Regions from separate parts of the Mus musculus genome. Here regions 1, 3 and 4 are each linked to region 2. A link is a loop called in an ENCODE intact Hi-C map of the cell type or tissue named here. Cell type or tissue: left cerebral cortex. All regions are shown on one strand.

Evidence for each region. Hi-C counts contacts between places; a loop is a spot of excess contacts. Peaks named below come from ENCODE experiments on the same cell type or tissue, not always from the same donor. Only the 100,000 strongest peaks of a DNase experiment are listed, where the experiment ranks them.
Region 1: a loop joins it to region 2, with 3 times the contacts of the local background. A loop is called at or near these places in 2 of 42 quality-filtered maps.
Region 3: it touches region 2 in a loop (8-fold over the local background); 4 of 42 quality-filtered maps call a loop at or near these places.
Region 4: a loop joins it to region 2, with 2.6 times the contacts of the local background. A loop is called at or near these places in 2 of 42 quality-filtered maps.

Annotation. Positions count from the first base shown.
Region 1 is chrX:151,614,397-151,622,396 of GRCm38, reverse strand. It overlaps Phf8 (PHD finger protein 8), which reads right to left. Exons shown (of 22, transcript NM_001113354.1): 19 at 1,438-1,533. Among named protein-coding and RNA genes, the nearest start is that of Gm24460, 79 kb to the right of the region's middle. In left cerebral cortex, no CTCF peak of the experiment used is centred here; no DNase peak of the experiment used is centred here.
Region 2 is chrX:151,799,989-151,807,988 of GRCm38, reverse strand. Huwe1 (HECT, UBA and WWE domain containing 1) reads right to left here and starts at 4,707. Exons shown (of 83, transcript NM_021523.4): 1 at 4,420-4,707; 2 at 1,129-1,269. In left cerebral cortex, CTCF peaks have their summits at 3,153, 4,033, 6,757, 7,249 and 1 weaker place; DNase peaks (open chromatin) are centred at 5,443, 6,627, 6,785, 7,198 and 3 more places; H3K4me3 peaks cover 4,530 bases; H3K27ac peaks cover 2,878 bases.
Region 3 is chrX:151,630,433-151,638,432 of GRCm38, reverse strand. It overlaps Phf8 (PHD finger protein 8), which reads right to left. Exons shown (of 22, transcript NM_001113354.1): 21 at 7,947-8,000; 22 at 4,576-7,094. The coding sequence ends at 7,006. Among named protein-coding and RNA genes, the nearest start is that of Gm24460, 95 kb to the right of the region's middle. In left cerebral cortex, no CTCF peak of the experiment used is centred here; no DNase peak of the experiment used is centred here.
Region 4 is chrX:151,602,159-151,610,158 of GRCm38, reverse strand. The region is part of intron 18 of Phf8 (PHD finger protein 8); the gene reads right to left. Among named protein-coding and RNA genes, the nearest start is that of Gm24460, 66 kb to the right of the region's middle. In left cerebral cortex, no CTCF peak of the experiment used is centred here; a DNase peak (open chromatin) is centred at 4,675.

The DNA.
Region 1 (8,000 bases), 190 kb after region 2:
GCTCAGAGTATGAACATTTTCATGTCATTAGTGATAACTATAGTGGAACAGCATGCAATCATGTAGTAACAGGTGAATTGCAGCAATATTTGAGTTGTTAAGAAATTAAAAGCAAGCTATTTACAGTATTTTGAGAATTTAGAAAGTACAAGTATAGAAAAACTTAAATGATACTATGAGAAAAAAAACCAATCTCTTAAAAAAAGCCAATGTAGCTGGGTGTGGTGGCGCACGCCTTTGATCCCAGCACTTGGGAGGCAGAGGCAGGTGGATTTCTGAGTTCGAGGCCAGCTTGGTCTACAAAGTGAGTTCCAGGACAGCCAGGGCTATACGGAGAAACCCTGCCTTGAAGCCCCCCCCCCAAAAAAAAGCCAATGTTACATGAAAGCAAATAAATCTAGAAGATGATACTGGCTACAGTACCATTATATCAGTTTCTATAAGAAAACTAACAAAACCAAGACGAACTGTTCTAGATTAAGAGTGATTTAAAAGAAAAGAATCATGAGAAATGGTAAATATTATTTTAGGCCATTAACATTTGTGTAGTTTATTAAGAAGTGAAAGTATCATAGACTGCGGAAGATAATTCAATGGCAAAGCACTTGCCACATAAACATGAGAACTGGAGTTTGGAACACCAAACTGGATGTGGTAAGGCACATCTATAATCCCAGAATGCCTATAATGGATGGGAGGCAGAGATAGGAGAATCCCTGAAAATAGAGGTAATTAGCACTGAACAAGAAAAGATTCTGTCACAAAGTGGGAGGACAAGGGCCCACACCTGAGGTTATTCTCTCAACTCCACATACACACAACTGCAAACATATATAAATAACCACACAGGAGTGAACATACATATATAAACACTCACAAACACTATACATAGAAACATATATCATACATATTCAAAAATTAATAAGCCCTTGAATGCTCTTCAGTGCAAATAGCCCAACCAATGAGATAAAGAAAATTACTTTCTCTCTTAAAACTTCATGTTTACTTCAGGTACCTACTTTCCCTCTCTTCCTTCCCTTCCTTAGGGATAACTTCTTAGTAGTTGACAGTCTTGGGACTCTTGCAGAGCCCAAGAGTCCGCATAGTTTTCCTCCTTGAAAACAAAATTATCATAGTGGGGCTGCGATGACAGTTACCAGAATGTTCTTAGAAGCTTTAGATGGCTTAGTGAACTCTTCTGGTTTCCTTCATCTCAAGTCATAAGATTTCAAAAACAATAGCTATGATTTTCCTAGCTAGATTACACAAACTATGTCACACAATCAATTTAGCCCTGGCACCTAACATGGTACTAAAAGTAACAGATGCTTGCAAATGAGTAGCTGAATAAGATCTTGGATTACAGATGTCTTACATTGATCTCTATTTTTCACCTGATTAGTCCTACAGAGTATAAGATACGGAATGCTAGATCACCTTTAGGACTCCATGGAGCATCATCTGAATTCTTCTTTTTCTTGGGTCGAGATTTCAAAGCAGGGTCATCATCATCAGACTCCAGAGATGGATAGACTGTGGGGAGAGGTGAAGGCAGGATAAATTAAATAAATTAAACCTCATCCATAAGAACAAAGACAGAATGATACATATTTCAGTCCTTCCTCCTCCTCTTCAAGTATATTCATTTACATAATCCACATTCAACTGCAGAAGGTTCCTAAATATCTTACATTTTGTACCTTTTCTATAGTTGTACCCTTGTTATGAAAGTCCTTCTACATTCACCAAATTCTTAGTCACTCATGTGAGCTACTTGGCTCACCTTTTAAAATTTAACTCTAGATTTAGTTCTATACTCATCAGGGAAATGCAAATCAAAACAACCCCGAGATTCCACCTCACACCAATCAAAATGGCTAAGATCAAAAACTCAAGTGATAGCACATGCTGGTGAGGATGTGGAGAGAGAGAAACACTCCTCCACTGCAAACTGGTACAACCACTCTGGGAATCAATCTGGCGGTTCCTCAGAAAATTGAAAACAGTTCTACCTGAAGACCCAGCTATACTCTTGGACATATACCCAAAAGATGCTCCACCAAAACATGTGCTCTATTATGTTCATAGCAGCCTTATTTATAATAGCCAGAACTGGAAACAACCTAGATGTCTCTCAACCAAAGAACAGATACAGAAAATGTGGTTCATTTACACAATGGAATACTACTCAGCTATTGAAAACAATGACTTCATGAAATTCGCAGGCAAATGGATGGATCTAGAAAATATCATCCTGGGTGACATAACCCAGACCCAAAAGGACATGCATGGTAAGTACTCACTGATAAGTGGATATTAGCAAAAAAGTACAGAATTCCTAGGATACAACCCACAGACCATAAGAAGTTTATCAAGCAGAAAGGCTCAAGTGAGGGTGCTTCAATCCTACTTAGAAGGAAGAAGAAAATAATCACCTGAGGCAGAGGGTGGGAGGAACCAGGATGGGAGAGGGATGGGGTAGGGGAAAGGCGAACAGGATCAGGTATGGCGGCAGGGCCAGAAGAGAAGCACAGAAGACCAGCACCAGCAGCCTTGCAGGGGAGGGAGGCTTTAGAAAGTACTAGAGACTCGAGAAGTGAGAGACTCTCAGGACTTAATGGGGTGACCTTTGCCAAAATGCCCAACAATGGGGAGAGGGAACTTGAAGAGTCTACCCCAGTAGAAAGACAAGGCATCAAATTACTAATCTACCATAAAAAGAATTCTGACCTAGAATTGTCTAAAAGAACTGCAGTGACATAAAATGGAAAAGAGACTGAGGGAAAGGCAATCCTGTGACTGGTCCAATTTTGGATCCATATCATGGGGGTAGGGGATACCAAGGCCTGACACTATTACTGATGCTATGATATGCTTACAGATAGGAACCTAGCATGGCTGTCCTCTGAGAGGCCCTACTAGCAGTTGACTGAGATAGATACAGATACCCAACCATTGGACTAAAGTCACGGACCCCTAGTTGAATTAGGGAAAAGCTGGAAGAAGCTGAAAGGGAGAGTGACCCCATAGGAAGACCAGCAGTCTCAACTAACCCAGACTCCAGGAACTCCCAGAGACTGAGCCACCAACCAAGTAGCATATTCCAGCTGGTCTGAGCCCTCCCCCCCCAGCACTGCCTGGTATGGCCTGAGTGGAAGAAGTTGTGCCTAATCTTTGACAGACTTGAGGACCCAGGGAAGGGGAAGGTCTAGGAGTGGGGGCAACCTCTCAGATTCAAGTGGAAGGAGGAGCGGGTTGAAGAACTATAGGAGGGGGTACTGGGAGAGGAGCTGGAATGTAAATAATTTTTAAAAGAGTATAATCATGCTCTCATAATCTGGTTCAGATTCCTCCTTCTCAGCTCTCCATCGCAACCTGTGTTTTATGCCTGCCGTGGAGATGTAGTACTGTACTTAGGAACTGATTATTACATCTGCTGCCTCTAATTTACAAATGAGGCCAGGGATGTGTGTTTGATTTTATACTAAAGCAACCCATACAATGAAAAGTAGGTATTTATTGTTTGTGAAAGAATGGGAAAAGTAAATAGTACATATTTAATAAACATAATAGGAAAAAATCGACTAAATTAAACTAGGACCAAAATTATTGGAACTGCACAATCTAATAAAATATCTATATTTAACTATCCTACCTTAGAGAAACAAATAGAAGTATGCAGATTATCATAAAAACCATAGGCAATTCTTCATAATCCATAGGCAAGACACTTAGGATTTTTAATGGGAATATGGTCTAGAAAGATCCAATTGATGACGTAAAATTCTGAGGCCACTCCCAAGCCTAGAAGAGAACTCTATATTTTTCAGACCTTCTTCCTTCAGCAAAGAGGTGAAAACTTTACCTCCTGATTTTTTATTTCAAAAAAAGCATTTAATTATTCTTAGAAAGGAATGAATACTAACACAGCTGTTTCAGGAGAAGCCACCAATATTACTTTGTTGGGTCTGAAAGGATTTCTACTTTAAAGAAGTTAAGTGTGACACAGAAGAAAGACTTGGTGCCTTAGGGTCAGAAAACTATACTTTGAAATTTTGGGTGGCAAAGTAGTGGCCTAAGAACAGTTTCATACCCCCACTCCCATCCACTTCTTCCCATCTCCACACCCACAGGCCTAGTTCCAGACCTGTGACTCTGATATAACCTGGTAAGTCCATCCCTGCAAGCCCATGTACCTGCTCCTGTGTATTTGTGTTATTTTTTTCTATTCTGTTTATGTGGGGATATTTTTTTGCTTGCTTGCTTTCTAGAGAGAAAGGGAATGAAATTGGGTGGGTGGGGAGGTGGAGAGGATCTAGGAGTTGGTGGAGGGGAAACCATGATTAGACTACTTCTCTAAAATAGACTACATCTTGGAATGCAAAACAAATCTTTACAAATTCAGAAAGACTCCATGTATCCTATCTTACTGTAAGATTAATAAAACACACGGGCAGTGGTGGCGCACGCCTTTAATCCCAGCACTTGGGAGGCAGAGGCAGGCGGATTTCTGAGTTCGAGGCCAGCCTGGTCTACAAAGTGAGTTCCAGGACAGCCAGGGCTATACAGAGAAACCCTGTCTTGAAAAACCAAAAAAAAAAAAAAAAAAAGATTAATAAAACACAAAATCAAAAGCAAACAAATGTCTAATAAGTACACAAATGCATGGCAATAAGAGATAAAAACCCCTCATTGTTGAATGATGAATGGGTTAAAGAAGAAATTGAGAAGGAAATAAAAGAAAAAAATCTTAGTACTTAATAAAAATGAAAACAAAGCACAACAAAATCTCTGGAGAGATTTATGGCTCTAAGTGCCTACACTTAAAAATCAGAAAGACCCAGGTATGGTGACTCATGTCTTTAATCAGTGCAGACCTTTCTAAATTCCAAGCCAGCCCTGTCTCCATTGCAGGTTCTAGATTTGCCAAAGCTACACAGAAAGACCTTGTCTCAAAAAACAGACAAGTCAGAAACAGCACAAATATTTTACTTAAAGATGCCACTCAAGATTTTGGAAAACAAGAACAAAGCAAATTCAAATCCAGTATGTGGCAAGAAATAAATAAAAATAAAAATCACAGCAGAACCTAGTAAGATAGAAACACAGAAAACAATATAATGAATAAACAAATCTAAGAACTCTATAGAAAGATGAACAAAATTGACACTTTTGACACAACTAAACCAAAGAAACAGGTGATCTAAACTAACAGAATAAAAAATGAACAGGGAACCATTTGTAACAGACATAAGGAAATTAAGAATATTATAATGGAATATTTTAAAAACTTATAGCTCATTAACTTAAAAAAACTAAAAGAAATGAACAAATTTCTAGATTCATCCAAACCACCAAAGTTAAACCAAGAAGAGATCAACAACCTAAACAGAACTGCAACATAGGAAACAGTAATAAAAATAATTCTAACTACAAAAGTGCAGGTCCAGAGGCAGGTGGATTTTTGAGTTTGAGGCCAGAATGGTCTACAGAGTGAGTTCCAGGACAGCCAGGGCTATACAGAGAAACCCTGTCTTGGAAAAAAAAAGTGCAGGTCCAAATGTATTCACAGAAAAATTTTAACAGATCTGCAAAGAATTACAGTCAATTCTTATTAAATTATTCAAAAAGTAGACAAGGATCCATTAAACTGTCCCTATTTGCACATCACATATTCTAAAAAACAACTATAAAACTTCTAGAAATGATCAACACATGGTAGGATACAAAATCACAAAAATCTGTATCTAGGGCTCCATATCCTGGTTCACAACTCCAGCAGAAGACTCCTACTCTACCAGAGGCTATGCTGGGACCAGAAGTACTAGGAACCCCAGGTAAAACACCCATCTATCACTTTCTAATACTTCTTAAAGCTGGTCCAGCAGTCCCCAACAGCACCCCCTCCCCTGGGCTTTATATCTCAGTCCACAATTCTGGCAGAAGACCCTGCTCTATTGAAGGCCACAATGTTACTAGGAACGCCAGGCTCACACCTCCTGCAGAAGATCCCTGCTCTTCAGGAGGCCAAGATGGTACTAGAAACTCCAGAGGCCACACTAGTATCTAAAATCCCAGAAGTCATACCAGTTCCCAGATTCCAATAGGCAACACAGGCACCCAAAACCCTAGAGGTCATACAGGCTAAGAAAACACCAAATGGAGACACCCTATTAAACCTGAAGACTCACTGATCATCAGAACCACAGGCTGCTCATGCCAGAAGACCTGAGAGAAACCAAGGAAAAAAAAACATCCATTCATCAAAGATAAACACAGAAATAGGCAGCTAAATTATAATAACCTCAAATCCAAATGACTGGAGGCCAGTATAAGAATGTAACAACTGCCAGGACAACATGGCACCACCAGCTATCCTACTGTAACAAGCCTTGGATATTTAAATGACCTTAAATCCAATCTTATGAAGTTGATACAAGCCCTTAAAGAGGAAATGAATATATCCCTTAAAGAAATTCTAGAAAAATAATAAACAGGATACAAAAATGAATAAAACTGTTCAAGACCTGAAAATGGAAATAGAACCAATAAAGAAAACACAAACCAAGGGAATCTTGGGAGATGTAAAATCTAGGTAAGCCAACAGGAACTTCAGATGCAAGCATCACAAACAGAATACAAGATATGGAAGGGAGAATCTTAGGCGTGCAAGATAGGAGAAAAGAACTTGAGAGACTTGTTAACATCAGTCTAAAGAAAATGTTAATTCTCAAAAACTCTTGAACCAAAATATCCAGGAAACCTGAGACATGATGAAAACACTAAACCTAAGAATAATAGGAGTGGAAACACTAAACATACAGAACAAAGAAAGAATATTAAAAGCTGCAAGGGAAAATGTCAAGTAACACAAAGGCAGATCTATCAGAATTACACCTGACTTCTCAAAGCTACAAGGGCCTGCACAGATGTGCTGTAGACTGTCCAGATGCCAGAGACTACAGACCCAGAGTACAATACCCAGAAAAACTTTCAATCACCATAGATGGAACAAACAAGATATTCCATGACAAACTCAAATTTAAACAAAATCTATCCACAAATTTACCCTTAGAAGGTACTACAAGGAAAACTCCAACCCAAGTAGGTTAACTACACCCAAGAAAACACAGGAAATAATTTCACACTTGCACAAGAAGGGAACCACATTTGTGTGTCCATGCCATTCCCACCCACACCATCATCACCAAACAACAAACAATAGGAATTAACAATCATTGGTCTTTACTATCAATAGACTCAATCCCCAACCCCCCAAAGGCAAAGGGCTAACAGAATGGATGTGAAAAGAGGATCTATCTTTCTGTTTCATACAAGAAACACACTTTAGGCTAGAGAAATGGCTCTGGCTGCTCTTCAGGACCAGGGATCAATTCGTGGTACCCACATGGCAGCTCACAACTGTCTCTAGAAAGACAAACATGGTATGTAATCATAAGTGTATATTACCTATAACGTTAAAGGAAACCATGCTACAATTCACAGAACCAGAGGAGCTAAGTAACAAAGAGGTCTTGAGGAGGGGGATACATGAATCTCTGCAGAAAGGGGAAGTAGAATAGATATTGTGGGTGAATGGGGGGGCATGACAAAAAGAGGGTTCAGGTTGGAGGGGGAGGATGGAGATAGAGAGTATTGGGAGAGAAGGCTGGAATTGGGGAGGGGGGAGGAGGGAGGGAGAGAGTACTGGGAGAGATGGCTAGAATTGGGAGGGGTATCTTCTGGGTAAGGTAGAAACCTAATTCAATGGAAACTCCCAGTTATCTTCAGGGTAACATTAGCTAAGATTCCTAGCTGGGGTGAGATACAAGACTGAGCTTGCCATCTTCTGTAACCAAGCAAGGCTTCCAGTGGAGGAACTTGGACACCAACCCAGCCACAAAACTTCAACCTACAATTTGTTCTGCCTATAAGAAATGATGATATAAAAGTGGCACAGAAATTGTGGGAGTAATCAACCAATGACTGGTCCATCCTGA
Region 2 (8,000 bases):
AAACCGTTGCTCTGTCCACATTTGTGTATGAGCTAAAGGCTGGCTGGAGGCTGAAGGATATGTGTTCAACTCTCATTTTCTGGTTTTGACCATAGTACAGACCCAGAATGGCTAACACTGCACAAGCAAAATAATTCATCAACCAGTTCTTAATATCTAAGCTCTGAATCAGAGAATCTAGGATAACAGAGCATAAAAACAACAAAACAACCTAAGGATATTACAAATACACATTAAAAAAAACTTTTTCTTCCAGAAGGCCTATATTTCATATGGAAAACTAAAATCAGGTATCAAATCAGAGGGCCACAGAAAAAGGAACCCATGACTAGCTATTTTAGTATACCAACTAAGCCAGCAGTATCACCTAAGAGATCACATAAGAGATTACTACCATTATTGTTTCATTATAATAGATTACCTATGGTCTTTAACAAGAATGAGCTAGACATCACTATAGACTGTAATTTTCAAATGTGAGGAAATGCAAAAAGGACTTAACAAATAAATTGGAGAAAAAAAAACAAGAGAAATATAACCTGAAGAATAAAACAGACTTAAAGTCTACATAAACTATTTCATAAATGGACTTTTCTCTGGATCATGAGTCAAACTTAAAATATCACGGAAATTTTAAAATGAGCCCATTTTCTACCTTTAAATTTTCAATTTCTTCAACTGAAAATGAATTCTGGGTTATACTGTCAAGAACTCTCTCAATATCTATACAATTTTTGGTATGGATAAAAATAACACATCAAGAGAGGTTTATTTCAAAATAATTCTATGGGAAAGGGGGGTGCCATAGGGTAAAACTAAAAAGGCTAAAGTTGATAAATGTTAAAAATACCTGGGGGAGTAGACAACATACTACTCAGTTATGTTTCAAATTTTGTGAAAATCATGCACTGACAATATACATTTAAAACAATTCCTTTTAATTGTCTAATGAGCTCCATCCAATAAAATTATTTAAAAAAAAAAATAAAACAAACCTGACCCATATAATGGAACCAAAGCAGCACAAGCAAAAAATGTAAATTCCAGCCCCATCTCCATTTCAAGATGTAAAATACAAATACCAACCGCAAAGATCTTAAAAAAAACAAAAACAAAAAAAAAACTAACCTAAAATCACAGCCAATCATAGTCATCCTGGTGGGAAATCCCAACACTGCTCCAATAGCTTCCTGAAACTTCCTGACCAAGTTCTGGTCTACTGGTTTGTTCCTCTGAAGCACTAACACTCAGGTCAGGCTACTGAAGGACCTACAAAAAAAGATTGTGGAAAAGAAGTATATTATTCATTAGAATTGGGTAGTTAACCACTGTATCAATAGACACAATCAGTTATTTTTGAAGCAATAGCCCTTAAATGCCAACTTGCATTTTTAGAACCTGCTTTGAGCAGTAACTAAACACTCTGAAAAAGAACTGTATAGTGTTTCTAGTGACACTTAGACAATACCCCTGAAAACTGTTTTCAACTCAAACAAAATGATAGCATGTTTAACAAACTGACACTAAGGAAAACATATTTTATGAAAAGAAAAAGCTGTACACATTAAAATTATTTTTCACCTTCATAAGTGCTTTTTGGCCATACTGGGAGACAAACGATAAACATCCTGGAAATTCAGGTTGAACTTTGTCACTGAACCTTAGACAAAGTTTTTATTTGGTACTGCCACTCCTTCCTCTCTTCTCAGAGATCTACCTAGAATAAATTAAACCTTTTAGGTCATGCCTTGATCATCATTCCCAGATTTAGTATAATTCTAAAGGACAAGAGTTAGTGATTATTGCTTAACCCACTGTAAAAGGAATCAAGACAAGAGTCTCAAAATAAAGTGACCTGTCTTTCAATGAAAGAGGAAATTCATTTTCCTAAAGCACTTCCAACTCAAACCCTGAAGCTCAAAACGGAAATCCACAAATAGTTAATTATCAGATGTTACCCACTAAAATGTCAATGATAGTATACTTCTTGCAACTATATTCCTACTTGAACCCCATCACCCAACCAACATAATTAAGGAAAAAAACCACTCTAGTGTTGATCTAATAAAAATATAGTAGTAAGAAAAACTACTTCCGAGTAAAATGTTAGAAAATATAAAATGGCAAAAGCACAACAGGAGGTAGTTATCAAAGAGTCATCTGTGGTTGCCTTTGAGGGGGAAATGATGGTATTTAATTAGATCAACCTTCCTAATGTCTTGCATATAGGTATTATCCTACTTAAATAAAAAGACTGCCAAATATGCCCCCCATACTGACCCAACTTAGACAAAGTTTGTCTAAAAATGATAGAGGTAAAGAGAAATAAATGAGGTAAAGAGAAAGAAATAAAAACACTTGAAGCTTAAGTTCTCTTTAACACTGCAAACTGGCAATGGCATGAAATTTCAAGACTTTTGTGAGGTGAAGGACAGGACAGACTGTATTTGAAGGAGTGGCAAAAATGAGTAGGCAAGGGATGAGGCACTCCCTTCCAAAAGGTAGAACACTTGGGTGTGGTTCATGACCGAAACATAGCTGGTGGTCATTCCAAGAGAATGATTTTGCATTCAAAAGTCTTACACCAGTAGAAGCTTCAAATAGTGAGAACATATTCAAACATGAACCACTGATCATACAAAGTGGCTTATGAGGAAAAAATTAAAAGCAGACAGGAGCGAATAGGTATTATTCCTAAACATAGAAAAATACAGCTGAAGAAATAACAATTTTTAAAAACCTTACCAGGCTATAAAGGTAGAATATGGCACAAAAACATTTATCTACCAATACAGTTTCACATTAAAAAGGCACCCAAACTTTCTGAGGCAAATTTTCTACAAGGTAAGCATTACTACCCTCATTATATAAACAAACAAAATCTGAAAAGTAATTTGCCCAAGGTCATGAGTTCAATGTGAACTGGAAGCAAACACTAACTTTCTAAATCAGGCTGCTTCCTATGAATTGGAAATGTTGGCAGCATCTCCTCAATCTATGCAACACTGGTGCTAAATAAAAAGTAATTCAAATCATGTTATCTACAAAGGAAACACGTGATAGGGAATTAATTGTCTATAATAGAAGTGATTTGAGGAGAAAGGAAGTAAATTTAAATTTAAAAGGAGCGTGACTGTTTTAGGGGTAAAACTCCTGGAGGAAGGAAAAGGTACTGGGGGTCGACACCTTGCTAGGGGATTCAGCTCCTGGGGGTGGGAGGAAGAGCAGTTAAGAGAGAAATATAAGGATTAAGAAGTGAGACTTAGTTCTTAAATGTTGGTTAGCTGTAACAAAACAAAAAGATATACAGACCAGCAGACTACAGAAACATAGGCGGGAAAGGGGGCGGGTCCCAGAGCTTGTAGCGTGGAAGGGGTTGGAAAGGCAAAGTTTCACCTAGTGGGGGCACGAAGGAGACCACTAAGACTGCAATTATCCGACCACTGACCCGTTTATTGTTCTGCCCAAGTATGGTCTCAAAACATTCAAAGTTGAAGAAATCAGTACGCTGTCCCCGCGTCAGGGATAAACAAGCAAGAGGACCTAGGAAAATGGAAGGTTACTGCTGATCCATCCACAAAGATGGAGTAAATGCAGGGAATAAGATAAGCTCTTTTAACATCTGCGCCAAAAGCACCACGGAAGGACATGGGACAGGGTAGATGATTCAGGCTAGGCTCTAAATTAGGACTACAGAGGAGGAGTGATAGGATTTTTTTTAACTTCTCCCCTTAATAATGCATCCCGATATTCACGTAGCTGAGCGATTTGACAGGGAGACAGAATTTGGGAAAGGGAAGGTACTCTAATGACTCTACAGATTGACCTCTCAAACCTTAGCCCGAAAGCCGCGGGAGCAGGGAAGCAGAGCCCACCTCGGATCAAGAAAAACTAGGGGTTTCATATGGGTCGCTGCAAGGGCTGAGAAGCAGCAAGCGCGCAATAATTATGAGAACAATCTTAGGTGCGTCCCTCTCTCCCACTTTTTAATCTAATCCCCAGCCCACTACCCAATGAACTATGGACTCCCTCCCGCACTTCCCAACCCGCCCACTGCGACGACGAAAACAGAGGCGAAGAGCGATTGGTGGGGCAAAGGCAGGCCCACACGAGGCAGAGGCCGGGGGAAATGGTGTCGCTTTAACCGGTAAGAAACAGGATGGTCTTCAGCTCAGGAAGGATTTACCGGCACCACGACGTTTCGCCATTCGTCATCTCCTTAACGTCTGGTACCTGAGAAGCGTCACAAACGCGGATAGCTAACCCCTTGGTACCGTGTAAGAGCAAGACAGGCAGCCGCCGCCGCCGCCATCTTAACAGGCGGCCCGACCCTAGTCACTGCCCCCCCACCCCCAAGGTATCTCCGCCACCGCCGGCGAATCCCCACGAGGACGTAACCCTGCTCCCGCGAGAACTCACCGGCTAAGAACGGCAGCACCAGAAGACGCTGCTCGCGCCTCCGCAGCTCCTGCACTCAGTAGCCAACCTCGGCCGCCGCCTTCGCGTGATCCCAGGAGAACCTCCACCGGACCAGGAAAAACTGAGCCCAGCCCGTCCCAACCCTCGCTTGCCACCAAACCCCAAATCGCCACCGCTCCGCTCTCACCCCACGCGAAGCGAAAAGCAAATGACGCACAACCTCACGGAGCACTACGGGGCGGAGCCAGCATGCCGCCGCCGGCTCCCGCATGCGCCGTAGGAACTATCGCGATATTACGTTCAGCCTCGCCGAGACCTTCGTAATTCACCGCAGGAGACCGCCCGCGCCTCGCCTTTAGGAAACATGAGATCTCGCGAGACCAGGTGCACGCTCCTAAAAAGGAGAAAGGCGGAGCTTCGTGAAAATGACTGGGAGTTTTTTCGGGGAAAGGGAGGAAGCTCTCGTCCTTTAGGGATCTCGCTTACCACGAGGTTTCCGACCCACTGCGGAGCTTGCTACCAAACCTCGCGATGACACAGCTCAGCGCCAAATCTCGGCCATGTCTTGAAAACTACCTCCGCCCCCGATTTAGGTGTCTGGAGCCTGCCTAGTGCTTAAAAAGTCAACCTGTTTATTCTCACGCTTCCAGCAGGGCTGTACCAATTAGCCAAACTCCATTCCGAAAGCGAAAAGAATGGGTTCCCATTGTTACCTGCCTCGAGGAATAACGTGCTAGTCTTAACTAACGCATAAAAGATGTTCAATTTACAATAAACACACAAATGCAAATGGAAACAATGACACACCAGTTTTTGTGCTCAAAACATGGGGGGAAAAATCTAAAGACCTCTAATATCCATACTTCTTCCTTCGCCGCACTGCAGGCTAACCTGAATCCATCTTTTCACTAAAAGCTCATATCATTAGTTCTACCTCCGGAGTCACCAGTTTTAAATATTGAGGCTTTCCTTACCTTATAACAAAAAAGACCCAATAAAGTGGTTTTCTCCAAACAAAGGCGTCTGCCCTCAAAAGCAAATTCAAGCTTGGGGTGGGGAGAAAGGCGCTTGGAGATTTTAATATGGCAGTTTTTGCATGTCTAACCAACAATGTTTCTCCAATAAATCGGGATCCAGTCTGGCCCGTTTGTGAGCTTTTCCATTCTAATCCATTGTTCTGTCTATTCTAATTTAAACATGCTTCCTTCAGAGTACAGTTTAATTGTACAAGCACCCCCATCTTTAAAAACATTTTCTTGGTTATTCTTAGCCATCCCCCCCTCATAAACTTTAGAATCGTCAAGTTCCAAAAACTTAGTATATTTATTGGAATTGCATCAACTGCTTGAATCAATATAGAAAAATGAATATCGTTACAGAATAGAGGCTTCCTATGCAGAAGCCTGATATTCCTTCTCCATTTATGCAAACGTTCTTCCATTGTATTCCTGAAAGTTTTATAGTTTACTTCCAGATATTTTTATTTTTCTTGAAATTTAGAGTGGGGGGGTTGGTATTAAAATTTCAAAATGTTTATTGCTTATATACAAGACTGTTCATATTTAACTACTGACTTTTGTAATTAGAAAAATGAAAATATGCTCAAACAGCAGTAAAATGAAAGCAACGACATGTGATTTTTTACTGTATAACTGAAAAGATATAAAGATAAGTAACAATTCATGTTGGCATAGCTATGGAAAAATAGGCAATATCGTACTACGTTGGAGAGTGTAAATTATTATGGCCTTTGGGGAAGGAGATTTAGATAAATCTATCAAGATTTGAAATACATACACGTTTTGATTCTGCTATTACTTCTCGAAGAATTTCTCCTACAGGAATACCTTCGTACATGTGCACGAAACATACACAAGCCCATTCATTACTTGCAATAGCCCCCTCTCCCCCAAAGAAAACAAGCTAGTGTACAACAATCAGGAAACGGTTAAATAAACTGTAGTCCAAGCATACAATATAGCTATGTAAAAATGGGACACAATTGAATGCTGTGATATACTAAGATACATAAAATAGTTTTAAAAATTAATGCAATGAAACAAAATGAATGTGTGTCCTGCAGCACCATACATATCAGAACACACACACACACACACACACACACACATACATATCAGGACACATGCACGCGCACGCGCGCGCGCCTAGTAGTGACCATGAAGCTTGCCTGCTCGCCCCTCACCTTCCTTTTCCTCTTGAAGCCGCCTTCCTCCAACCCTTAAGAGAAAAACTGAAGGCTGGGCCTTTACTTCTTTTCTAGGGCCACTAGGCCAGGGCCAATGCCGGTACCTCGCATCCCCACTGTTGGCCGCTCTCTTGCGCGCTGTTCGCTGCTTCCCCGCTGTCCTGCTGTCCCCAAAGATGCAGCTAGCTCTCTGCTGGAGGCCGCAGAGGACTGGGGGAGGGGAGAGGAGGAGGGGTTCGAGGAAGGCTGCTGCTACCGCCAGTCTGGCCCTTCAGCAGCCTTTCCCAAAGGCTCTCCAAAGCGGCTACCTCCGAGCCTCAGAGCCAGATCCCGTGGGAACTGCCCCCTACCTCGAGGAGTCTAAAACCGCCCCGTCCCCCCAGGTCCCGGAAGAGGGGAGGGGGGAACTAAGCTCACCTCCGCCGCAGGGGCTTGGCGAGGCCTGCAACAGTGTGCAGGGTCTGAGGCCAGTAGCAATCTTGTCCCCCCCCCCCAGCCCCCTCCCTCGCCCTCGGCTTACAAAGCCCCCCCCACCCCCACGGCTGCACAGCTCACACTGGATATAAGGCTCCTCCTACCACGCGATTAGCCCCGCCTCTGTCCCTTGAGAGGGCGCTCCTGCTCCCTTGGTGGTATATTTTACTCACCTAAGGGAGACCTTGCTGGAGCTACTCATGGTCCAATAAATGCCACCATAGAGGATAGTAGGATCACTAAGGAACTGGAATTTGATTGCTCTACAATGAAAATCCCTGAAGGGATAAAACTTGATATGCATTTTAAAAATTAAGGAACGGGGAGTATAAGAGGGCAAGATGACACACATTGTGGAGGGCCAGAATAAAGGATGAGAAGCACCGTGCAAATCTACAAAGGCACATAGTCCTCCCTCAAACATTTCTCCTTTGTATTAGGTGGGGTGGTACTATGATTGGAGGACTCCATAAACTGTAGATACATTTGTAAATGTATAGAAATAAAAATGACCTGGTGGGAAATGACCCTATTAATTGGTATTTGTCTGGGATAGAGAATGAAATTGGAGAGTAAAAGGATGGGGGAAAGGGCATTGATTTGCAACTCTGAATGCTTCAATAAGGTTTGAATTTTAACAAATGAATTAATTTGATTTTCAAAACAAAAATGAAAAGATGTTAGTGAAAGAACCCTTGAGACATTCATTCCACGTTACAGAATGGTGGTTCAAACCCTGAATTGGGAATCTGCTTAATGGAACCACTCCCTCCCTCCATGTGCAGTTTTCTGTACAACCTAAGAAGATGCACAGAGGGCCCTTTGAGGTAGTCTCATTGTATATTCTTAACAAAGGTGTATTTCGTGAATGAGTGTTACTCCATTGTAAGGCTGATTATTT
Region 3 (8,000 bases), 170 kb after region 2:
CAGAAAGACAAGTGCTCTTAACCATTGAGCCATCTCTCCAGCCCTGCATACTACTTTATATTTGAATATGCATGAATATAGAAATGTGGTAGTTTTTCATTACTGCATAGAATTAAGAGATGGTAAAATGACAAAGCAATAGTTTGTGATTGTTTGTTTTTTGTAATTAAGATAATTTATTTATGCGACTCTACTACAATGATTGACTGAGCATGATTTAGACCATTAACAAAAAGAAACAATGGCCCTCACTAGAACCAATCATGCTGGAATTCTTCTGTCTTCACAGCCTTTGGAACCCTGAACACTGTTTAAGCTGTTTGGTCTGTGGTACTTTGTTTTAGAAGCCCAAGAGAAGGTAGATATTCCCCTAGTTAAGGAGTTCTCTTTATTATGAATGTATGCCAAATTTTGTTGAATGTTATTTTCTACATTGATTTATAAAACAAAGCTAATGTGATTTTTCATTTTTCTTACTTATATGGTGATTTTGACAAAACCAACCATGCAGCTTAGATGTACTCCACTTATTCATGATGTATTTTTAATATATTGGTGAATTCTATTAGGTAGTATTTTATGAAGAATATCTATATATGTATGCCTGTGTCTGTATGTATGTGTGTGTGTGTGTGTGTGTGTGTGTGTGTATCCCCATATTGATTTATTTTTTTTACTATCTGATTAAGGTAACTGCAATATTAACTGAACAGAATGTATTGAGAAAAACACCACCTACTCTTCTATTTTCTGAAAGAACTAGTGTAGAAATGTTAATTTTTGAAACATGTTGTTATAATTATCTAGTAAAACAAGCCTGAAGATTTGGGGATAGGAGTTTAAATTAAATTTCCTTAATAGTTATAGGGCCATCCCATCTTTCAATGGTGTCATTAATGGTTCAAAGTTTTAAATTAAGTATTATGTCCTAAAAGTAATTATGATGTGTTCTTTATCAAACTCCACATTCACAGAGATTCTGCTCACTCCTACCACCCTAGAAAAGTTCACAGTTCCAGTTATATTAAATTGCTTAAACTTCTTTCTGCACCACTCCCCCTACGATACTCTACCAAATTAGTCATTGAGAAAGAGTTACACACCAACCCAGTTCTGGAAAGAGAAAAGACTGAAATTAGGGAAATTGCTACCTTCCATTTTTAGACAGAAGCCTCTTATTTGATGATATCTCTTGCTTGTACTAGAAAGTGAGTTGATCAAAACTCATTTCTATTCTCTGACTTGAAGCTGGTAACAGTGCTTTACTCTTTCAGAAATCGTGGGAGTCAATAACAAAAATAAACTAGACTGCTTTTCCTGCAAAGGTTCTAAAATCCTTCCACAATCTTGTTTTCTATCAGAAGACACTGTTCCCTATGTGCCAGACATGAATTTTCTCAATCTAAACTCTGTTAGTAGTAACAATTTGATTGTGAGAACTGAAGCAATCATTTAGTCAGTAGGTGTCATATCTAAAGACTGTCCTTCCAGATCTATAGATTTAAAAAAAAACCTAAATTGGGTTAAAATTTTTATTATTTATTATTATTGTTTTGAGACAAGGACTCTCTATGTAGTTCTGTTTGGCCTGGAACTAGTTATGTAAACTAGGTTGGCATTTAATGCTCTGCCTTCCAAGTGTTGGGATTAAAAGTGTGCACCATACTTGGCTCTAAGCACAGATAGTAAGAAACCTACCCCTGGTCACAAAACTTAGTCAGGTTGTTGTTGATTTGAAAACAGGCTCTTTTTTTTTTTTTTTTTTTTTTTTTAAAGACAAGGTTTCTCTTCATAGGTCTGGTTGTTCTGGAACTCACAGAGATCCGCTTATTTTTGACTCCCGGTGCTGGAATTAAAGATGTGAGCCACCAAAGCCCACGGGAAGCAAGGTTCTTTTTTTTTTTTTTTTAAAGGGGTTTTTTTTTGTTTTTTTTTTTGTTTTTTTTTAAGATTTATTTATTTATTATATGTAAGTACACTGTAGCTATCTTCAGACACACCAGAAGAGGGCATCAGATCTCATTATGGATGGTTGTGAGCCACCATGTGGTTGCTGGGATTTGAACTCAGGACCTTTGGAAGAGCAGTCAGTGCTCTTATCCGCTGAGCCATATCTCCAGCCCCCAGCAAGGTTCTTAATACTGCTTCAGGATCCAACTCTCCAACTCTCTGTGTTACACTTTGGACACACAACAGGTAATCACTACACCTATTATTGGATTTGAGACGCAAAAAGATTTCTATTACAGTGAAAGAGGAAGAATATGAGTTTCTGAATTAGGCAGATCCTACTGTGGAACAGCATTTAGTCTTTTTAACTGAAAACTAGGGCTAATTATCACAGGGTTAGGAAAATTAAATACTAGGCAAACTCTAACTCTAACTTAGTGCCTAATATCACTAAAAAATGGCTTAACAGATTGTTAAGAATACAGGTTCTAGAACTAGGCTGGTCCTGGCACTTACCTGTAACTGTAAGCTGAAATGAGCACTTTATTCCTCAAGTAGTTTTAAGGCAAGGTCTTAATCACAGCAACAAAAAGCAAACTAGGACAGAAATAGGTAGCAGGAGTGGGTTGGAGCTGGCCTGAACCTAGGAGACATGCTAGGAATGCTGTGGATAACAGAGGCCGAAAAAGGAAGCTGCACAAGCCCTTTAGACACCAAAGATGGTGACTGAATCATAGATGTGAAATACTGGGCTACAGAATTTGAGTTATATTACTTGATGTTAGGCTTGCTTTTATTTTTTTGTGACTATTCAAGTTCTTCCCTCTTGGAATAAAAAAAAATATTTACTGTGATTTTGATTTTACACGGTCCCATAGTTGATACTCTATTTTAAACAGAATTTAGACTCCTAAAGTATGGAGAATTTAAATACTATGGGACTTTTTACATTAATATACTTAGTTTTATATTGTGATAAACATGAGACCTTGGGAATAAACAAAAAGGAATGGTTATGCTTTATTAATGATATACTTGTGTGTCAACCTGACAAAGGGTCAATTATGCTGGTAGGTTTTTCATCAACAAGCCAGGGTTATCTGGGAAGAAGGAACCCCAACTGAGAAACATTCCTCCATCAGACTGGCCAGTGGGTAAGTAGGTAGTACATTTTCCTGATTAATAACTGACCATCCCTGAGCAGGTAGTCCTGGATTGTATAAGAAAGCAGGATGAGCAAACCATCAGGAACAAGCCAGTAAGCAGCATTGCTCCATGGCCTCTTTCAGATCCAACCTCCAGGTTCCTGACTTGGCTTTCTTTAATGATGGATTATGATCAGACATGAAGTCAAATAAAGCCTTTCCTTCCCTAGTTCCTTTTGGTAATGGCTTCTACCACAGCAACAGAAGGAATAAGTCAATATACACGAGAAACACTAAGAGTATAGTTCCTGTTAGCTCTCATGATTATATTCTGTCCACTGCACTTAAGCATAGTAATCAATCAAGATTATACATATCTCAAGTACTGGGGTAGATATCAGAGAAAACATTCCCAGCCACAGAAATAGAGCACAGCTGCAGCCAGTGCAAAATAGACCACAGAGCAGTAGCGTGGGGGCTATTGTGGACTCATAACTGGTCAACATGCTGAGAATAAGATTATTGAAAAATGAGCCCTATGAGACACCTATACATCTAAGGGTATATAAAGAGACATCTATAAGGTGAAAGCAATAATATGGAAGAGGAGAGGAAGGAATATAACTTGGAGAAAGGAGTGGACTGTTGTGGAATGTTTTCTACCATATAAGACAAAGCCGTGTCACTTGAATTCTAAGCAGCTGCTAAGCAGAAGCCTTGCACAGGACTAGAGCTGTCAGTATTCTGTCATGGAGAGAGGAGGGGACCACAAGGTCTCACTACTCACTAAGGATATGAATGCAGCTGATGGTTGCTGGGGAGAAAGAGATAGTTTTCTTCAGTGGTAAGGTACCAGTGGTATCCACTGGTAAGGTGCTCATGTTCTAGTAAATAACCTCTCTTCCATGCTTCTGTAAGCAGCCCTAATTAAACTCAGTGGCTAAGAAAGAAAGAAACGATGATAATGGAAGAGAGACTGACTGGGAGGAAGATTAGCAGGAGTGGGAAAGGGGTGATGAAGAGTTATTGGGGGAGTAAATATGATCAAAGTGTGTTATATCCATGTGTGAGAATATCATAATGAAACACATTATCATGTATACTCAGTATATGCTCATAAGAAGTAGCTCATGAAAATGATTGAAAACTATCTCATTGAACTTCTAAGGAACACTGAATTGTTGTACCTTTCATTTTCTCCCTATTTTACTTTTAATTAAGTATTTTATGTGTATAAAATTGTGTCCTTAAGAACAGGAGCTTACCAAATGCATATTTCAGATATAATGCTGGTAAATAACCAGGGAAATGACCACTTATAAATTGATGAATGATAGTCAAAAGGAAAGTAACTTTCTGAACACTGCACCTTATCAGCACCACCACCACCACCACCACCACCACCACCACCACCACAACCACCCCCACCACATGACCACCCCCTACCCCCCTATGAATAATAATGTCAAGCAACAAAATTGCCAAGATAAATCACTTTTATCTCTACAGGAAAGGGAGATCTAAAAAATATATAAATTACATTAGTAACACAACATAAGAAAAAACAAGGGGAACAAACAACAGAGAAATCTGGATGAGGCTACTCTAACCTATTTATAAAAAGGCCCTGCATCAGAAATCACAATCCTACCCACTTCTAAAAATATATTTAGACATGTACAGAAGCGGTGGGTTTGTTTTTAAATTGTTTGCTTTTTTGTAAAAATATATTAAAGGTGAATAGAAATCCTCTCTGCCCTCTTATCCTACCCCAACTCTCTGCTGGGGATTGCAGATCAGAGGTTAACTATCTCACCATGTTCTAAACCTTGGTTATTCCCAACTCCTCTCCACCTCACTTCACTTAGAACCTGAAACATAAAAACAAAACAAACAAAACAACAACAACAACAGCAACAACAGCAACAACACCACTAACACACTAGCTTCTTTGGAAAAGCATAACTTTGAGGGTAAACTTGCTTTTCATTGGAAACAACACAAAATAACAGGAGACTCTGAGAACCCAACTAAACTAAACAAACCCCATTAGAGGCTGGGTTTCAGCTCCACAGAACCTTCTAACAAAGAAACAGAGGGAAAAGAGGCCTGGAATGGGTGGGGTGAGGGTGCTAGCAATTAGCTGCCATTGAAAGATCAAGAGGGAGTTTTAGTGGGTGAAAGGGCTAGGGACCTGTTTTTGGTGACAACAGTCAGTCTTTAGTCAGGAAGTTGCCCATACAGGGTTAGGAGCTTCTCCTGCTTTCCCCTTACTTCCCTACTGCTGCCTTGAAATCTCCAAGATAAGCAAAGCTGAGTAGAAAGGAGGGGAATAGGGACCTCACGTGCTAAAGGGGAGGTAGCCAGGCCTTTTGCCTTTGGTGTGACTAAAGGAGGACTGCTTGGCCCCTGGGGGTCCCCAAGGTAGAAAAAGCAAATATGCTAAAGTATCCCCCCATCCCAACAAGGATGGAGGTGATACATCTATAGAAAAAAGAAAGATAAGCCACAAACATAAAAGATAACACAGAGGCCTCACAAATTCCCTGTGGTCTGCATCATAGCTGTTAAATTCCCCAGAAGCACTAGGCAAGCTGGGATGAGGACGAGTGGAAGGTAGAGGACACTCCCACTTGGGCAGTGCCAAAATGGGTTGTTCAGAAGGGGCAGTCTCCATCAAGCCCAGATTGCCAGTAAGGCAAGACAAGAGGGAGGTGGGGACATTGTCTGGAAAATAGTGACAATCACAAAGGAAAGCAGAGAAAAGCGGATCAGAATATCTGCTACTTCACATATGGGCATTGTTTCTAACTTCAGACTTCAATAGCCTATCTGTACTATGCTTGAATAGTTGGCCTGTGGTCTGGAAGTGGAAAGTCCCAGGGGTGAAGATCTTAGTACTGAAATCTTCTTTAGACTAAGCTTAGATGGGGAAAGAAACATGGAAGTTCCTGATAATGACCCTTCAGGGTTATCTCACCACACCCTCTTCAGAAGGTCCAGGCTGTGCTTTGTGGGGTGGCAGGGGCCATAGTTCTCAATGTGCCAGGTACTTCAGATTTCTAGGAGGTGAGTTTGTACCTGCTTGAACCCAGTTATAGCTATGGGGATAATGTTCTACAGGGCCTCAAAAATACAGGCAAATTCCTGAAGATCATCATAGGGGTTTCATTTGCAGTCAGACAAAAGTAGTTTCCTCTGGTGGGCTAAGCAACAATCATGGTCAAAGGCTTGGGTATCTGTCCTTTTTCCCACCTCGAAAAGTAAAAGGAATCTCCTCCCCCTCCCCCAAAGACAGATAAAGTCAGCTTTTCTAGGCCAGCTCTGGAGTTGTCCCATAATAGGGTCATAAAGACCCTCTTCATTTTGTCATGAAAAAGAGGTAAAAGAAGATAAAGACCACAACCTTCTATCAGGAACAAGAATGAAGGTAGGGTATATCCATCGGTTGTGAGGAAGGGGTAGGAATGGGTGGAGGTGGGCAGGCTTAGAGACAGGGCTGGAGGTGCAGAAAATGTTGAGCACTGGGCTTCTCACTCCATGGCTGAGGAAACTGACAGGCCCAGACTCCCTTTATGTTGCTCCTCCTCATTCCTTCCATATAGAGGAGCAGTGGAAAAGAATAAAGACAAGGTGTAAGTGAAATATGTGGGTGGAGCAGGAAAAGGTTCTTGTCAGTTGGAAATGTCTCCCATTTACCTGCTATTTATGGATATGGAAAAAGAAGGTAGGATACTCATAGGGGAAGTGGGAAAGGGAGTTGGAGATAGTCCGTGCCTTTGGTCAGTCCCAAGAAAGCAGGACAATGCACCTTGTCCGGGGCTCATAGGATCCAGGAGTGCCCCGAGTTGACAACGAAGAAGGCAATGGGGGTGAAGGGATGAAGGAGTAGGACATGATGGGGCTCGTCTCACAGAAGTAACTTGCCATTTCTGTGGATTTTCAGGATGCGGCCGAGTCTCTGCTTTGCTGTGGCCAGGCCCTTTTTAGGACGCTTTCCTGTAAGGAAGGGTCAAAATAAACAGAGGCTTTATGAGCAACTTTAGCACCATACCACACCTCCATGCTTTGTTTTTCTCTCTCAACAAAGCTCTTCATCCTTACACCATATCAGGCAAGGAACCCTCCTTAACCACTTCTATTCAGTGCCATGTGCTTGGCTACTCCTTCTCTGATTGCTGCAGCAGTCATAGTCACTATAGTTCTAGTTTTCTGGTTGTTTTCCATTACTTACTTTGGGTTCAATCACTTTCCTTAGAAAATTTTTTAAGGAGGTCAATATATTTCTATGCCATTCATGTTATCCTGATCAGTAGGTTAGTGACTATAGTTCCATATCCCTGAGGATGTCATGCTCAGGGCCTTCTTTCATTAAAAACCCTTATTCTAGTCGACCCTAAACATCACACCAAGCTCAGTATCCTTGAAGTACATCCATCCATATACTATGGATTGGGCTCTGGCCAATGGGAGGAAAAGAAGGGCTTGAATTTTCTCTCTCATGCATCTTTCTGTCTTGCGACATCAAATCACTTCTCACATCCTACTACTCTTCACATTTATCATCTCTTCATTACTCAGTCCTTTCTGAATGAAATGTATAGACTACTTACTTCTAGTCCAGATTCCACTATGACCACCAGAGGAATCTTTCAAACCTAAATCTAGTATTACTTCTATTTAAATTCAGTTAATTGCCTCTTCATGGACTATTGAGCTGTAGGTATTGGAAGGCCAATATCCAAGCACCTGAAGTTTGGCTTCTTGGTATTCTCAACTACTAGAACACTTAAGATTTAGACCAGGGAGCTTTTAAGAGCTCTCATTTTAATCTCCATTTGGGTCATGTACCTTGTCCTGCCTGACTGCTCTGGGAACCAACTGAAGGGCGCCGCTGGGTGAGGA
Region 4 (8,000 bases), 200 kb after region 2:
GGAACATGGAAGGTATTAGAATTAGAAAACTGAAGGGGAAAAGATATATTTATATTTTAATTAAAAAACAGATTTTAAAAGATCCCTTAAAATTAGGCCAGAAAGATGGCTCAGTGAACAAGGATGTTGCCACTAAGCCTGATAATATAAGTACAACCACAGAAATGTATATGTAGAACAAGAAGAACAATTCCTTCTAACTTCCATAGCAGTATAGGTGCATGCACATGCTCTCTCTCTCTCTCTCTCTCTCTCTCTCTCTCTCTCTCTCTCTCTCTCTCGCGTACACACACACACACACACACACACACACACACACACAAAATCAATCAATCAATATATGTAATATGATTTTAAAAATAATAAGATTATCTCTTGAAAAGTTCAATATAATTGGTAAGTATTTGATTTAGACGGACAAAGAAAAGACAAATACATCATATAAGAAATGAAATGGGGATAGGATTAGAGGTGAGGAGGATACAACATCTGCCCCAACGCCAGAAGTAAGTGGGACCAGCGGGACCCAGGCACCCAGGAACTCTGCTCGACCAGTGGCACAGGTTCCTTCTGGTCTGGGCCAGTGCTCTGAGCAGACCTTGGACTCAAACTCTGCAACCAGTCCCACAACACCCAGAGGAAGCTCCACTCCCAGGTGCTCTAACATGTCCAGGACCACAGGATCCCAGGAGTTTGGTCACACCAAGATCTCAGGGTTTCAGAGGCAGCTTGACTCCCTGGAGCTGTGACACACCCAGGATCTCAGGATCACAGGATCCCAGAATCACAGGATCCCAGAGACAGCTGAACTCTGAGGAGTTCTGACACAACCAGGATCACAGAAAGGACAGGCCTCAGTCAGATATGGTGAAGGCAGGGAGCACTAGGGATAATCAGATGGTGGGAGGCAAGCGTAAGAACATAAGCAACAGAAACCAAGGATACCTGGCATCACCAGAACCAAATTCTCCCAACATGGCAAGTCCTGGATACACCATCACACGAAACAAGCAAGATTCAGATCTAAAATCACTTCTCATGAGGATGATAGAGAACTTTAGATAACTCCCTTAAAGAAATACAGGAGACAACAGGTAAACAGCTAGAAGCCCTTAAAGAGTAAACACAAAAATCCCTTAAAGAATAACAGGAAAACACAATCATACAGGAGAAGGAAATGAACAAAACCATCCAAGATCTAAAAATGGAACTAGAAACAATTAAAAAAAAATCACAAAGGGAGACAACCCTGGAGTTAGAAAAACCCAGGAAAGAGATCAGGAGCTATAGGTGCAAGCATCACCAACAGAATACAAGAGATAGAAGAGAGAATCTCAGGGGCAGAAGATACCATTGACACAACAGTCAAAGAAAATGCAAGACGCAAAATGCTCCTAACCCAAAACATGTAGGAAATCCAAGACACAAGGAGAAGACCAAACCTAAGGATAATAGGTATAGAAGAGAGCGAAGATTCCCAACTTAAAGGGCTAGTGAATATCTTCAACAAAATTATAGAAGAAACTTCCCTAACATAAAGAAAGAAATGCCATGAACATACAAGAAGCCTACAAAACTCCCAATAGACTGGACCAGAAAAGAAATTCTCCTCGTCACATTATAATCAAAACACCAAATGCACTAAACAAAGAAAGAATATTAAAAGTAATAAGGGAAAAAAGACAAGTAACATATAAAGGCAGACCTATCAGAATTACACCAGACTTCTCACCAGAGACTATGAAAGCTAAAAGATCCTGGGCAGATGCCATACAGACCCTAAGAGAACACAAATGCCAGCCCAGGCTACTATACTCAGCAACACTCTCAATTACCATAGAAAGAGAAACCAAGATATCCCATGACAAAACCAAATTTACACAGTATCTTTCCATAAATCCAGCCCTAGAAAACACCAACACAAGGAGGGAAACTATACCCTAGAAAAAGCAAGAAAGTAATCTTTCTACAAACCCAAAAAAAGATAGCCACACAAACATAATTCCACCTCTAACAACAAAAATAACAGAAAGTAATAATCACTTTTCTTCTAATTTTTAAAATTTCACTTTTCATTAATAGCTCTTAACATCAATGGACTCAATTCCCCAATAAAAAGACATAAACTAACAGACTGGATACATAAACAGGACCCAGCATTCTGCTGCATACAGGAAATGCACCTCACTGACAAAGACAGACACTACCTCAGAGTAAAAGGTTGGAAAACAATTTCCCAAGCAAATGGTCCCAAGAAACAAGCTGGAGTAGCCATTCTAATATCAAATAAAATTAACTTTCAACCAAAAGTTATCCAAAAAGATAAGGAAGGACACTTCATACTGGTCAAAGGAAAAATCTACCAAGATGAATTCTTAGTTCTGAACATCTATGCTCCAAATGCAAGGGCACCCACATTCAAAAAAGAAATTTTACTAAAGCTCAAAGGACACATTGCACCCGACACAATAATAGTGGGAGACCTCAACACCCTACTCTCAGCAATGGACAGATCATAGGAACAGAAACTAAACAGAGACACAGTGAATCTAACAGAAGTTATGAAACAAATTGATCTAAGATATTTATAGAACATTTTTCATCCTAAAGTAAAAGAATATACCTTATTCTCAGACCCTTATGGTACCTTCTCCAAAATTAACCATATAACTGGCCACAAAACAGGTCTTAACAGGTACAAGAAGATTGAAATAATCCCACGCACCCTATCAGATCACCACGGACTAAGGCTGCTCTTAAATACCAACAAAAACAACAGAAAGCACACATATACATGGAAGCTGAACAACGCTCTATTCAATGATAACTTGGTCAAGCAAGAAATAAAGAAAGAAATTAAAGACTTCATAGAATTTAATGAAAATCAGGACACATCATACCAAAACTTATGGGACACAATGAAATCAGTGCTAAGAGGAAAACTCATAGCTCTAAGTGCCTCCAAAACAAAACTGAAGAGACCTTACACTAGCAGCTTGACAGCACACCTGAAAGCTCTAGAACAAAAAGAAGCAAATACACCCAAGAGGAGTAGAAGGGAGGAAATAAACTCAGGGCTGAAATCAACCAAGTAGAAACAAAAAGAACTATACAAAGAATCAACAAAACCAGGAGCTGGTTCTTTGAGAAAATCAACAAGGTAGATAAACCCTTAGCCAGACTAACCAGAGGGCACAGAGACAGTATCCAAATTAATAAAATCAGAAATGAAAAGGGAAACATAACAATGAAATGTATCTTAAAATAATTATTTTGTTTGTTGAATATTAAGTTGAAAATATTAAAATAATGTTCTACAAACATCATGAAAATATTATTGACAATTTTTCTCACAGTGCTTGAAGTTAGCATTTTCTTAATGTTTACCTTCAAAGAGTTTTTGCTATTTTGAAATATTTATAATATACTTACTGATAAAAGAATTTCTCTCCTAGAAGCACTGATAATCTTTTTTAAGTAAACTGATTGTTACACAAGGTACACAGATATATAATGCATTTTAAATACTCTCTCACTATGTCAGGTGGTATCATGTAAGGGCTTTCGAATATATTTCTTTTTTAAAATTTTTTATTAGATATTTTCTTCACTTACATTTCAAATGCTATCCCAAAAGTCCCCTATACCCTCCCCCTGCCCTACTTCCCTACCCACTCACTCTCACTTCTTGGCCCTGGCATTTCCCTGTACTGGGGCATTCAAAGTTTGCTAGACCAAGGGCCTCTCTTCCCAATGATGGCCAAGTAGGCCATCTTCTGCTACATACGCAGCTAGAGACATGAGCTCTGGGGGTACTGATTAGTTCATATTGTTGTTCTACCTATAGGGTTGCAGACCAGCTCTTGGGTACTTTCTCTAGCTCCTACACTGGGGGTCCTGTGTTCCATCCTATAGATGACTGTGAACATCCACTTCTGAATTTGCCAGGCACTGGCAAAGCCTCACAGGAGACAGCTATATCAGGGTCCTTTCAGCAAAATCTTGCTGGTGTATGCAATAGTGTCTGAGTTTGGTGGCTGATTATGGGATGGACCTCCGGGTGGGGCAGTCTCTGGATGGTCCATCCTTTCGTCTCAGCTCCAAACTTTGTCTCTGCAACTCCTTCCATGGGTATTTTATTCCCTATTCTAGGGAGGAATGAAGTATCCACGCATTGGTCTTCCTTCTTGATTTTCTTGTGTTTTAATGATTCATCTTTAACATTTTATGCTCTTTTACTATGCTTAACTCCCAATGAATATTTTGTATGTTTTGAAACAATTTAGTATTCAACATTAGATATAGGATCCTCAGTTTTGGACAGTATTAAATATTTATTAATGATATCTTAGGGTATGAAAGGATATGAATATAAAAGTTGAGCAATTTTTATGTTATTTGATTCTTGAGCCACCATGTGGTTGCTATACTCCTTGCTTAAAGCTTTCCTTGGCAGACAGATCTTATAGTTCTTGCTTCTCCAGAACCCTTAGGGTTTGTATTGTAACTTGGACCTTTTCACCTAATAGCTTCACACAGTGGCCTATTGTATTTCCTTGCAGGGACTCCAGCCCTGCCACACATTGCCTGGATTCAGCCACATGTGGAACCATGGTGCAAAACTTGATCACTTCCTCAATCCTGAATTTTTCATGCACCCAAAACTAGTATCATGTGGGTGACACTGCCTTGTTCAGCTGCCAGCTCAAGATATATATAGTCCCTCTTAGAACAAAGATATAGTAGCTTTTGTATGTTTTAGTAACTGAATCTTGGAAGCATTTTTATGAAGCTTTTTTTAAACCAGGAACCCCATTCAGTGCTATTGTCAGTCCTATCCCTGTCTCAAAATGAATTTGTATATTCACTAGTTGCAGCCTTGGTGGATGAGTTCACCCTTAGGATAACTTCCTATCTATCATCTCAGTACTCTTTTATTAGTGTTAGTCTCTTTAACAAAACCATATCTACTTTTATTTCTTCTGTGGCCACATTTTAAAACTCAGTCAGGCTACTTTTTGCATCACACTGCACACTTTTCATATCTTTATGCACTACCTGGTTGAGAAGAGCAAGAAGTAACCAAGACACATCCTAACCTGAATGCTATCCTGTCTTGGGATTTCTTTCACTAAAAAAAAATATTCACCTTTTCTCAGGATGCTGCCAGAATACAGCCAGATCAATTGATAGAATATGAATGGCCCCTAGGCTAGGTCCCGATAGAGACTTTGTTTCCTTCTGAAGCCTCAAGAACTGGTCCTCCAAGGTCCATATTTCTTTTGGCATTCGTTTTTTTTTAAATCCCATTAAAATGTCTCATTTTGCTTTTCTTAGAGTATTTAAGGGGTTTTCTATTCTATATCTCCAAAAATCTTCTACATTCCTCCTACAAACCAGTTCTAGAGGCCCATGAACTGCAGGGCTGGAGGGATGGCTCTGTGGTTAAGAGCTGAAAGTTCAAGTGGCAATGCCTTTTTTTTACAGTATTATGGTTACTTCAAGCTCTGCTGGCAGTGGCAGAAAATGATGATCCACAGGATACAGTAGTACCAAATCAGTAAACCCAAAATATAAGAAATACCTTGGCTTTGGGTACATGCCTATGACACATCCCAAATTTCTATGCCAGAATACCCACACATACAAACACACACACACACACACACACACACACACACACAAGAAAGAAAACCTTTGTGTTAAGGCTGTGATAGGAATGAAGTAATAAAGGTCTGTTTTAGAAATCATAGGAAACTTTGTATGCCCCAGTACAGGGGAACGCCAGGGCCAAAAAGGGGGAGTGGGTGGGTAGGGGAGTGGGGGTGGGCGGGTATGGGGGACTTTTGGTATAGCATTGGAAATGTAAATGAGCTAAATACCTAATAAAAAATGGAAAAAAAAATCATAGGATACGGAGACCAAAACAGAAGTACTTCTGAGTAATAGGCACAGAGTGTTGCTAATAATCAAGCTTGCTTCATTTTACAGAGTACTAACATTTATTACTTTTTAGAATTAGAATTCTGTATAAATTTCTCTTAAACTAACATCCTTACCTAATAATATAAGGACTACTAGAAATTGCCAAATTCCTGCTTATAAACAAAACTTTATAGATATCTGTGTAAAACTTAAAAAGGAAAAAAAATCACATTGAAAAGGCAAAAATAAAATCATCCCTATGTATACAAAATTCTAAAGAACCTACCATAGTTGGGTTGGGGGTTGGGGGTTGGGAGTTTGGGAGTGACATTATAGGTAATAACAGAACTCTACAAAGTTGGAAAAAGGTATGATCAACATATAAGAATTAGTCTTGTTTCTATACATTAGTAATAACTAATATATAAAGGAAATTAAGAAAATTGTATTTCTAGTAATATCAAAAATGAGGAGAAATAAATCTAACAGATGAAATATAAGAGGTAAAAAAAAAACTACAAAGGCATAAATAAATGTAAAAACATCCAATCTTAGTATTAAGACATCTAAGGTTGGATGTCTTAATACTGTTAAGACATTAATAGTCCCTAAAGTGATCTACATATTTAATGCAATCCCTTTCAAAGCAAGTTCATAGAAGTGGAAACGTTGGTTCTAAAATTTGAATGGAAAGCAATGGACCCTTAATACTCAAAACAATTGGAAACAGAATTCAAGAACATATCAAAAAGATTATCCTCTGTAATCAAAATTGTTTTTACTCCAGAGATATAGAGATGGTTCAACATATAAAATTCAATAAACATAATCCACAACATAGACTATAAAGGACATAAACCACTGAATCGTCTCACTAAGTGCAGGAAAGTCCTGTGACAAAATTTAACATTCCACAATGATAAAAGTCCTGGAGAATCTAAAGATACAGGAGATTTATCTCAAAAATAATAAAGGCAATGTACAAGAAGATGACAGCCAACATCAACCTAAATGGAGAGAAACTCAAAGCATTTCCACTAAAGTCGGGAATAAGACAAGGCTGCCACTCTCCTGACTCCGGTTGAACAGAGCACTTGAAGTCTTAGCTACAACAATGAGACCAGTGAAGGAGATAAGGGGGATATAAATAAGAAAGGATGATATGTTTCTATATGTAAAAGACCTTAAAGATGTCACCAGAAACCTCCTACAGCTGATAAGTATACTCAGCAAAATAGCAAGATACAAAATTAACATAAAAATCAGTAGTCTTCCTATATATAAATGACAAGCATACTGAGAAAGAATTCAGAGAAACAATACCTTTCACAACTACCTCAAAATATCTTGGAATACTCAAAAGAAGTGAAATTTTGTACAATCAAAACTTGAAGACACTGAAAAGAAAAACTGAAAGAGACAACAGAAGATGCAAAAACTTCCCATGTTCATGGACTGGCAGAATGAATATTGTGAAAACAGCCTTCTTGCCAAAAAGCAAGCTACAGATTCAATAAAATCACCATCAAAATTCTAATACAATTCTTCAAAGAAATTGAAAAAACAATCTTAAATATCATAAGTGAAACACAGAAGTCCCAGGAGAGTCAAAAAGTGCTGAATAACAACAAAAGTTTTAGAGCTATTAAAATCCAGGATTTCATATCATAATATAGACTCATTGATCAACAGATTAAATTGCAGATTCACAAAAAAAAACACACCTGAGTCTTGATAAAGAATCCACTAATACTCAGAGAAAAGACAGCTGGTCAAACTAGATAGCTACCTGTGGAAGAATGAGACTGGATCATCACCGTTTATGTTGCACAAAACGTCAACTCCAAATGGATTTAGGAACTTAATATAAGGCTTGTTACCCTGACCCTAATAGAGTAGATATGATGGAGTATGTTTGAACTCACTGGTATAGGAAAGGAGTTTCTGAACAAGACCATGATAGTATAGGCATTAAGACCAACAATTAATAATTGGGACCTCATGAAACTAAACAGTGTTTGTACAGCAAACATTGTTTGCTTGAATGAGTAATTGAGTAATGAGGCAACCTACAG